Linked DNA regions of Homo sapiens: region 1 is linked to region 2. A link is a loop called in an ENCODE intact Hi-C map of the cell type or tissue named here. Cell type or tissue: PC-9. All regions are shown on one strand. Each heading gives the region's core, and the rest is flanking DNA. Links, peaks and the distances in the headings are about the cores only. Region 1 overlaps C21orf91 (chromosome 21 open reading frame 91). Region 2 has its middle 76 kb from the start of BTG3.

Region 1 (5,387 bases), core at 115-5,114, 110 kb after region 2:
ACTGCACTGCAGCTAGGGTGATGAAGCAAGATTCTGTCGCAAAAAAAAAAAAAAAAGGAAAAATGTATTTCCTCTGCAGTTGAAAGTTGTTTCTTTCTTATTCTTTTTGCTCTGGAAACTCTAACAGGTTTGAATATCTCATTTCCAAATTTAAATGTAGATAAAGCCAGTGGTGTCCTATCATAGATGATTTTCTATGTCAAAATTTGTCACACACAAAAAAGTACTGACAGTGATTCTTACCCTGGATTTGCTGTAGGAGCTTTGCATTCAGTTGCTCTACCTCACCAAGAGTCATCGAATTCACTGAAACATGAAAATGTATTCACTATTACCACAACAACCTAGGAAAACATGCTGCTTACATCACCAACACAATATCCTATTTTTAAAAATCAGCACTTAACTGCCAACACAACATTCAGCAGTACTCCAGTATTCAACCATTAACGCTCGTAAGTGTGGAGTAGAAGTTTTCAAACCCTGACCACAACCCATGGTAAGAAAATTTTATTTTTATTCTTTTTTGAGACAGGGTCTCACTTTGTCACCCAGGTGGCAGTGCAGTGGTGCGATCAATGGCTCACTGTTGCCTCAACCTCCTGGGCTCAAGTGATTCCTCCCACCTCAGCCTCCCTAGGAGCTGGAATCATAGGCGTGTGCCACCACACCTAATTTTTTTATTTTTTGTAGAGATGGGGTCTCCCTGTGTTGTCTAGGCTGGTCTTGAACTCCTGGGCTCCAGTGATCCTCCCACCTTGGCCTCCCAAAGTGCTGGGATTATAGGTGTGAGCCACTGTGCCTGGCCAGAAACATATTTTTTATCACTCCCAGTACATCACCACCCTCCAATGAAATAAAAGTTTCACCAAAAAATAGTAGTAGGTCCAATGAATTCTGGTATCTCCTATTCGGTTTCAGTTTTTAAAAAGTGTTAGTCACTACCCATTAAGCTTATTTTGATTAAGCATTAGATAGTTTATAACCTGCAGTTTGAAAAATAAATTTGTCTGTCTAGATGTAGAATCTTAAATAATTCACATTTAGAATCAAGAAGTTGTATAACAAGATAGCAGAGGTCCCTTCTGGCTCTGAAAACATGATTTCAAGACAATTAAAATCACCTCAGCTTCTGTAAATTTTTGTAGAAATAGATGTAGAGAGAATGAGTCACCCTTTCTAACTTTACAATAAGTGCACACATTACCTTTGGCCTTTAGTAAAATGTCACATTTTTGCTTCTGAAATGCCACCACCAGTCAATTAGTCTTACAGGGATCAGCAACATGACAATGTGTATTAGCCAACAGATGAAGCTGTACTTCTAAACTATACGAGTCCTAGATGTTCCAATTCACAGTTTGTTGATTCCATTTAGTGTAATCATTTTAAATGGCAAAACAAACATGGAAATTGCTTAACTTCAATGCTTAGAAGACAGAATCCCAGTGAATGAAAAATTTTAAGATGTCTCATTTTTGCTAAGGTGAACCTGTTAAATACAATGTTTCCCAAATCTATGATTCCACAGCAAAATTCTTGACCCATTACACATCTATACAAATGTACAAAAATCCCAAACCACCCAACTTTTACTTTTCTCCCCATTTTACTTACATTCCTCTCTGCTGTAATGTGGATGCTGGGTCTGGACATTAGCCTCTGGACTAGAGATTGTCTCTTCTTTTTTCTGTGCCTGGTTGTGACTATGAGGCCACAATACACTGTTACGACATAAAGTGGCACCTGAATCTTGTAACATAGAAAGTCCAAAGTCTGTATTTTCCCTCTGCTCCAAAATTCTTTGTGTACAGTTAGAGATGCCACCTGCACTTCCATCTATCCATTTTGCAGAATATTTTGGTACTTGGGAGTCAAACTGTGGGAGTAATTTTTCTTCTGGCTTATGCCTGAAATTAAACAGATGATGCTGGGGGTTTTTAGAACATTCAGAATCTGAATCCAGATCCTTATTTTGTGCATACTGCACAATCCAGTTTATCTTCTTACTCAAAATGGTTTTAACTTCTTCATAAGTACTTTTTGAAAGCTTAGATCGAGGACAACCCTGGTTTGCAATTAAATGGTATTTTTCAAAGCAGTCTTTATGGCCCCTTAATGATTTGGTGTGCAAGAGATCAGACTTTGGTACCCCTATGGAAAAAAAAGAGAAACAAAAGACTTGAGAAATTTTGTTTTCTATAAGTCACTTTAAGAACATACAAATCTTAGTAAAATCAGAGTCCCTGATAGTCTGTGAATTAGAGGAAAAATGCTAAAGAATATTAGTATTAATATACAATGTGGCCTAATAATTTCTGCTTCAATATTCAGTAATATTAAATTCTTATGGATAGCAAAATCTTTCTAAGAACTTAATTATTCAATTTTAATCCTAGTCTAGAGATGTTACTGCACGATATAAAAAAATACTACTGAACCCAGCAATTTACCTTTACAGATTCTTGGCCTTTACATTATAGTGCTTTCTTCATGAAACCTTCTGAAGTACACACTTGCAAAAATATCTATAATATTATGAGGTTCAATAACAGAAATACTGAACAAGTTTTCCTCCCTAAAACACAGTAAATCATGTTCTTAAATTATGTTTATTGAAAAAAAAAAAACCAGAACCAGAAAAATGCAAATAAAAGTCAAAAATTCAATAAACTATTTAGATTTATTTTTAAAGAAAATCAAAGCATCTAACATTTTTCACATTTCCATTTTATAGTTACTAAAACCTTATCAAGATAATTTTATTTTCTAGAAGAAATGCATTATACTCAATCATTTTCCATACAGCAGTAAATTCAATCTGCCAAGATCCAACAGCCAGTAATTCCTCAACTCACAAATGTTCATTATATACCATAAATAACAGAAATATTACTTTTATATCTCTCAACTTAGTAGAGTATAAGTATGCTACCTCAATTGTTTTTTAAAAATATAAAAATTATAAAAATATAAAACATTTTCAAATATCTAATACATTTCAAAATACAGAATATATTCACACATTTTTATAAGTTCAAGCCATGTTATTAAAGTTAAACAGCGCTACTTTTATGCTGAAGGTGAATTAGGAATGTGGACCTGAAAATTTATGTCTGCCAGAATTAACCAGTTTAAATCTGCTTAGCTTTTCAAATGGAGTAAGCGGAGAGCCACTCAGGAGCTAGTTTAAAAAAAAGTTTTAGCTGATTCATCAGAAAAAAATACATTTTGTAATTCCTCCTTTCCTTTAAAAATTGAACTCATAGTTATTTTATTTGAACTCCAAAGTCTGGCTAAAAGAAAGATAATGAAGCATTTGTACTTTAATGGTATGAAATAAAGTATTAGCATACTTGTGAATATTAATGTTTTTAAAAATATATATAGTATCAGCCAATGGTGGGACTTGATGAGACTGTCAAAACCAAGTGTTAAATTGGTTATCAGTTCCCTCAACAGTTACTGTAAGCTATGTGAACACACCTCTAAAACATTAATATTGTAAGCACATGTAAACAACTGCTCTCATGAGGTAAACTCAAATATCTGAGCCTTGTTTTTTCCAATGAGTACAAAAATTGCTGGAAACTTAAACAGAATTTAATATACATCTTATTTATCACTTTGCTCCTTGTACTGCAATTGTGAGCACGTATACATTTCTACCAGTTATTATCTGATTAGGTCAAATTTCCAGCAACATTAGAATATGTGAATTATAAATCTCAAAGCTTTATTTGATAATAGAGTATACATCTTTAAAAATGGGAAACTGACATAAAAAGGAAGCTCACGAGCTCTGCTTTATTAAGTTTTATTATTACGCATTTTAGATAATAAGACAAAACAGTAGTTATCACAAGTTATACACCAAAGGAAAAATGGTTCCATTCTGCTATCTGATTCCAATGCTTAGTTTTCTGGGAAACACTGGTATGCAGAGAGAACCTGAAGCTTGCCTATTACTAACTGAAACATTTATTAAAGAGCTCCCCTACCCTCTGCAAACTCTTTTAGGTCTTGTTGCCAACAGATGGTTAGCTAATCCCTCAAAACCGTAAATGGTCTCATTCTCAGTGCACTGCCTCAGCTCTATGTAGCAATGAAATTCTTTAGCATATAAAAAAGGTTGTGAACTAGGCTATGGAAAGTAATTAATATTTATTGTTATATTTTGTGGGTTTTTTAGTATTTATACAGAAACTCCGATAAAAAAGTACATTAAATAACTAATTTTCTGATGTACTCTAGAGCTTCAACAATAGGTCAATATAATAGATATCTATTTGAAGAATAATGAGGACTTGTAATGTTTATCTACTGTTTCTTCTTAATGATTCATATAATATAATTTCCACTTAGATGTACCTATTGGCTCCTCGAACTCACCTTACTGAACACTTAACTCCTTTATCTCTCTCACCACACAACTCCAAAACTGATCCCCTTACTGAATCTGGCATCACCAACTAACTGCTCAAGGAAGAAACCTGGGTGTCCTCCTTGAAAGCTCTTCACTCCCCGCAATCCCAGAGGTTTTGCTGACCGTCTTAACAGATTTCTCCCCCATAAAATCTAGCACCTACAACATCTGAAATCCTTCTGCTTCACTCAAGCACCACTCCCACTACAAATGTGGGTCATGATCATCATCACCTCCTGTCTAGTTCTCATTTCCCCTAAGAAGCCTTGTCTAACCCAAATGTCTGGGTTAGTTTATCACACTAGATTTTACAATTGCCTCTTTCGCGGCCTGTATCTCCTGACAAAATGTAGGTTCTGTGAAAAATATGGACCATGTCTATCTTACTCATATATTCTCAGTGTCAAAATGCCGGGCACATAGTGGGTACTCAAAAGTAGTTAAATGCATAAAAGAAAATTAAAAATATATTTTAAAACACCAAAAACAAATCAATTATCACTCAAGGTCCCTTGCAAGGTCCCTCCTAGCAAGGGAACTAGAATTTGCAGTTCTGCCAGGCTACTCAGCGGGTAATTAAAGGTGTCTTTCAGTGAAGTTACTCCTATATTTAGTCTAATGGGCTATTAGTCTAAAGAACATATCAGTGGCACTGATACAGAAATGGCATTCCTGTGGCATCATTCAATCTGTCAAAGAAAATAATGAATTTCTACTCAAATATATATTTTTAAATAGAAATTTACATACAGAAAATATACAAGAAGATGGTTTTATGTTAACTGTAGCTCATTCATCTAGATATATACCTCTAATTTCTTTAGTTACATCAGTCGTACTAAAATTTAAAAACCTGACTGAGTTTTAAAGTTCAATTAGAAACATTTGTTTTATAAACATATTTAAAAATATCCTGTGCAGCAGTAGCATAGGAAACAAAAACTTCTATAAAACACTGACT
Region 2 (5,387 bases), core at 192-5,191:
TCTTGCTAATGGTCTATCAATTTTACTTATCTCTCAAAGAACCAGCTGTTTGTTTCATTTATCTTCTGTCTTGTCTTTTTATTTCAATTTCATTTAGTTCTGCTCTGATCTTGGTTATTTCCTCTGTTCTGCTGGGTTTGGGTTTGGTTTGTTCTTGTTTCTCTAGTTCCTTGAGATGTAACCATAGATTGTCTATTTGTGATCTTTCAGACTTTTTGATGTAGGCATTTATGACTATGCAGTTTCCTCTTAGCACTGCCTTTGCTGTATCCCAGAGGTTTTGATAGATTGTGTCATTATTGTCATTCAGTTCAAAGAATTTTTAAATTTCCATCTTGATTTCCTTTTTGACGCAATGCTCATTGAGGAGCCAGTTATTTAATTTCCATGTATTTGCATGGTTTTGAAGATTCCTTTTGGAGTTGATTCCCAGTTATATTCCACTGTGGTCTGAGAGAGTGCTTGATATAATTTCGATTTTCTTAAATTTTTTGAGGCTCATTTTATGGCCTATCATATTGTCTGTCTTGGAGAAAGTTCCATGTGCTGTTGAATAGAATGTGTGTTCTGTGGTTGTTGGATGAAATGTTCTGTGTATATCTGTTAAGTCCATTTGTTCCAAGATATAGTTTAAGTCCACTGTTTCTTTGTTGAATTTATGTCTTGATGACCTGTCTAGTGCTGTCTGTGGAGTATTGAAGTCCCCCACTATTATTATGTTTCTGTCTATCTCATCTCTTAGGTCTATTAGCAATCGTTTTATAAATTTGAGACCTCCAGTGTTAGGTGCATATATGTTTAGGATTGTGATATTTTCCCACTGGACAAGGCCTTGTACCTCTTTGTCTCTTTTAGCAGATGTTGCTTTAAAATTTGTTTTGTCTGATATAAGAATAGCTACTCCTGCTTGCTTTTGGTGTTCATTTGCACGAAATGCCTTTTTATACCCCTTTACTTTAAACTTACGTGAGTGCTTATGTGTTAGTTGAGTCTCTTCAAGGCAGCATATAGTTGGTTGGTGAGTTCTTATCCATTCTGTGGTTCTCTATCTTTTAAGTGGAGCACTTAGGCCATTTACATTCAACGTTAGTATTGAAACGTGAGGTACCATTGCTTTCATCATGTTCCTTGTTGCCTGTGTACTTTGGTGGTTTCTTTTTTGTTTTTGCTTTTTAACTTGTATTTTTGTTTTATAGGTTCTATGTGATTTATGTTTTAAAGAGGTTCTATTTTGATTTGTTTCAAGATTTAGAGCTCCTTTAAGCAGTTCTTGTAGTGGTGGCTTGGAAGTGGCAAATTCTCTCAACATTTGTTTGTCTGAAAAAGACTATTTTTTCTTCATGTATGATGCTTAGTTTCACTGCATACAAAATTCTTGGCTCATAATTGTTTTGTTTGAGGAGGCTGAAGGTACGTCCCCAATCCCTTCTAGCTTGTAGGGTTTCTGCTGAGAAATCTGCTGTTAATCTGATAGGTGTTCCTTTGTAGGTTACTTGGTGCTTCTGTCTTGTGGCTTTTAAGATTCTTTCCTTTGTCTTAACTTTGGATAACCTGATGACAATGTGGCTAGGCAAAGATCTTTTTGCAATGAATTTCCCAGGTGTCCTTTGTGCTTCTTGTACTTGGCTCTCTAGATCTCTCACAAGGCCAGGGAATTTTTCCTTAATTATTCCCTCAAACATGTTTTCCAGGCTTTTAGAATTCTCTTCTTCCTCAGGTACACCAATTTTTCTTAGGTTTGGTTGTTTAACATAATCCCAGACTTCTTGGAGGCTTTGTTTATATTTTCTTATTCTTTTCTCTTTGTCAGATTGGGTTAATTCAAAGACCTTGTCTTTGAGCTCTGAATTTCTTCCTTCTACTTGTTCAATTCTATTGCTGTGACTTTCCAGAGCATTTCAGATTTCTAAAAGTGTGTCCAAAGTTTCCTGAATTTTTATTGTTTTTTCTTTAAGTGATCTATATCCATGAATATTTCTCCCTTCACTTCTTGTATCAGTTTTTTGGATTTCTTTGCATTGGGCTTCACCTTTCTCTGGTCCCTCCCTGATTAGCTTATTAACTAACCTCCTGAATTCTTTTTTCAGGTAAATCAGGGATTTCTTCTTGGTTTGGATCCATTGCTGGTGAACAAGTGTGATTTTTTGGGGGTATTGAAGAGCCTGGTTTTGTCATATTACCAGGATTGGTTTTCTGGTTCTTTCTCATTTGGGTAGGCTCTGTCAGAGGGAAGGTCTAGGGCTGAAGGCTGTTGTTCAGGTTCTTTTGTCCCATGGGGTGTTCTCTTGATGTAGTACTGTCTCCCTTTTCCTATAGATGTGGCTTCCTGTGAGCTGAACTGCAGTGATTGTTGTCTCTCTTCTGGGTCTAGCCACCCAGCGAGTTTCCCAGCTCTGGGCTGGTACTGGGGTTTGTCTGCACAGAGTCCTGTGATGTGAACCATCTATGGGTCTCTCAGCTGTGGTTACCAGCACCTTTTCGGGTGGAACTGGCAGAAGGTGCAATGGGCTCTGTGAGGTTCCTTAGCTTTGGTGGTTTAATGCTCTATTTTTGTGCTGTTTGGCCTCCTGCCAGGAGGTGGCGCTTTCCAGAAAGCATCAGCTGCAGTAGTGTGGAGAGGGACTGGCAGTGGGTGTGGCCCTAGAACTCCCAAGATTATATGCCCTTTGTCTTGCACTACCGGGGTGGATAGGCTAGGACCACCAGGTGGGGGCAGGGCTGGGTGTGTCTGAGCTCAGACTCTCCATGGGCGGGTCTTGCTGCTGCTGCTGTGGGGGATAGGGTTGAGGTTCCCAGGTCACTGGACTTGTGTACCTAGCAGGATTATGGCTGCCTCTGCTGAGTCATGCAGGTTGTCAGGGAAGTGGGGGAAAGCCGGCAGTCACAGACCTCACCCAGCTCCCATGCAAACTGAAGGGCTGGTCTCACTCCCACCATGCCCTGGCCAACAGCCCAGAATCTGTTTCCAGGAGGAGGGTGAGATGGGCTTGAAAATTTGCCTGAGGCTATCCACCTCCCAGCTGGGAGAGAATAACGCTTTAGTTCTTCTCCTGCCTGTGAAGTCTGCATGCCTGATTCGTGCCCTCCCGAGTTCTTGCCCAGAGGCTTCTTGCCCTGTTCAAATTGTTACAAAGTTCAGCTAGAGAATTCCTTCTCCCTGTAGTTTCACCCCCTGCTCCTCTGGCCACCCTCCTGATGTGTGGTCCCAGGCAGGAACTGGCTGCTTAGGGACCCAGCGAGCTCCCAGGGCCTTTCTGCTGCTTCCTCTACCCCATATTTCACTCGGCTCTCTAACTGGACTCGGCACCAGGTAAAGTCGAAAACTTCTCCCTCAAACAGAACTTCGGTTTCTCCAGTGGGTGTGTGTGTCCAGGAGAGGTGGATCTTCCTTTCCCACTTCTATGGTTGGGACACTCACAGTATTTGGGGTGTCTCCCAGGTCCTGCAGGAGCAGTCTGCTTCCTTCAGAGGATCTGTAGTTCCTCTCGGTGTTGCTGGTTTGTTTTTGCAGTCAATGTATTTGACTTTTTAAAATTCTGGTCCAACGTATTTTAAATCCCCAATTCATGGGTTATAATCACAAAGACATAAGGATGAATTTGAGGCTCTGGAACTGAGCTCCTGGGTCTCTGTCTTGCCTGATCCTCTTAGCTGGAGGCAGAGTCAGAGCTCTGGGTTTAGGTCACTTGAGCAGGTACAGAATAGTGTGAGTGATGGATGGGTTAATATGCCTACCATCTCTTCTCTTAAGCACCAGGTGGGGAGAAGACCAAGCAGGGAGATGTCAAGTCCTCATGTCAGGGGCATTTGAACTAGAGTGACTCCATCTTGAATGGGGGCTAGGTAAAATAAGGCTGAGACCTGCTGGGCTGCATTCCCAGGAGGTTAAGGCATTCTTAGTCACAGGATGAGATAGGAAGTCAGCACAAGATACAGTTAACAAAGACCTTGCTGATAAAATAGCATGTGGTAAAGAAGCTGGCCAAATCCCACCAATGCCAAGATGGCGACAAAAGTGACTTCTGATCACTTTCATTATATGCTAATTGTCATTACACACTAATTAGAATGTATTAACATCCTAAAAGACATACCCACCAGCACAACAACAGTTTACAAATGCCATGGGAATGTCAGGGCAATCTAAAAAAAGGGGGAACCCTCAGTTCCAGGAATTGCCCACCCTTTTCCTGGGAAATTCATGAATAATCCACCCCTTCTTTAGCAGATAATCAAGAAATAAACATAAAAATAGGCAACCGGAAGCCCTTGGGGGTGCTCTGCCTATGGAGTAGCCATTCTTTTATTCCCTTACTTTCTTAATAAACTTGCTTTCACTTTATGACCTTGTCCTGGATTCTTTCTTACACAAGGTCCAAGAACCCTCTCTTAGAGTGTGGATCAAGACCCTTTTCTGTTAACGCTCAGATATCCCTTCAAGTCTTAGCTTGTGCTGACTTTCTTGGCTTAAGGCAATTCCAAACTTACTGCTCAGAAACTGGCTTTCAATTCCAAATTCCTGTTGCACTTGAGCTGTGTTCTTACATGCAGGTGTAGGAGGTTTTTGCTCCTTTGTTAGAGGTTAAAGCAGCAGTGAAGTAAGCCACCCCTGCTGCTCCTTAATTTATTTATTTTTTCATTTTCTCTCTGGTTTATTTGAAGGAAGAAGAACAGAACAATGTTAGCCCCTCTGAATCTTGAGTGTGGAAAATTACGGGGCCACCTACCAATTGTTACTGGCAGGAGACGTAATAAGAGAGCCAGGAGCTGGCAACTCTCCTTCCTCTGGCCAGGAGTTTTCTTCTTACTCATTAGCAATTATTTATCTGCTCTTTGGAAGGAGGAGTTGTTCCTCCTTGCACGTGCTGTGCTGAATGAACTCACCAGAAGGAAAATAATTTCACAGTGCATGTTTTTTTTTTTTTTTTTTGAGACGGAGTCTCGCTGTCACCCAGGCTGGAGTGCAGTGTCACGATCTCGGCTCACTGCAGGCTCCGCCCCCCGGGGTTCACGCCATTCTCCTGCCTCAGCCTCCCGCGTAGCTGGGACTACAGGTGCCCGCCACCTCGCCCGGCTAATTTTTTGTATTTTTAGTAGAGATGGGGTTTCACCGTGTTAGCCAGGATGGTCTTGATCTCCTGACCTCTTGATCCGCCCGCCTCGGCCTCCCAAAGTGCTGGGATTACAGGCGTGAGCCACCGCACCCGGCCTCATAGTGCACGTTTTTAAAGCTCCCTCCATGGTAGGAAAGTTTTTGTGGAACAGAAGAAAATTGGAGGTTAGCAATCATTTTATTATTTTGTTAAATGAAGAAAGCCAGGAAAAATAAAATTCCTGGTAAAGAAAGAGTTGCTTCAGTTTACTGCTCTGGGGTGGCTTCTCCAGTG

Evidence for each region. A loop is a pair of places that touch in the nucleus more often than their neighbours do. Peaks named below come from ENCODE experiments on the same cell type or tissue, not always from the same donor. Only the 100,000 strongest peaks of a DNase experiment are listed, where the experiment ranks them.
Region 1: it touches region 2 in a loop (4-fold over the local background); 7 of 110 quality-filtered maps call a loop at or near these places.

The regions. Positions count from the first base shown.
Region 1 is chr21:17,794,965-17,800,351 of GRCh38, forward strand. C21orf91 (chromosome 21 open reading frame 91) reads right to left here. Exons shown (of 5, transcript NM_001100420.2): 3 at 1,618-2,154; 4 at 244-306. The region is part of intron 2 of LOC124900465 (a long non-coding RNA gene); the gene reads left to right. Among named protein-coding and RNA genes, the nearest start is that of C21orf91-OT1, 5.1 kb to the left of the region's middle. In PC-9, for the core only: no CTCF peak of the experiment used is centred there; no DNase peak of the experiment used is centred there; H3K27ac peaks cover 745 bases.
Region 2 is chr21:17,686,445-17,691,831 of GRCh38, forward strand. No RefSeq gene overlaps it. Among named protein-coding and RNA genes, the nearest start is that of BTG3, 76 kb to the left of the region's middle. RefSeq lists an enhancer at 1,938-2,840. In PC-9, for the core only: CTCF peaks have their summits at 2,572 (motif pointing right) and 2,773; a DNase peak (open chromatin) is centred at 2,917; H3K4me3 peaks cover 1,515 bases; H3K27ac peaks cover 2,979 bases.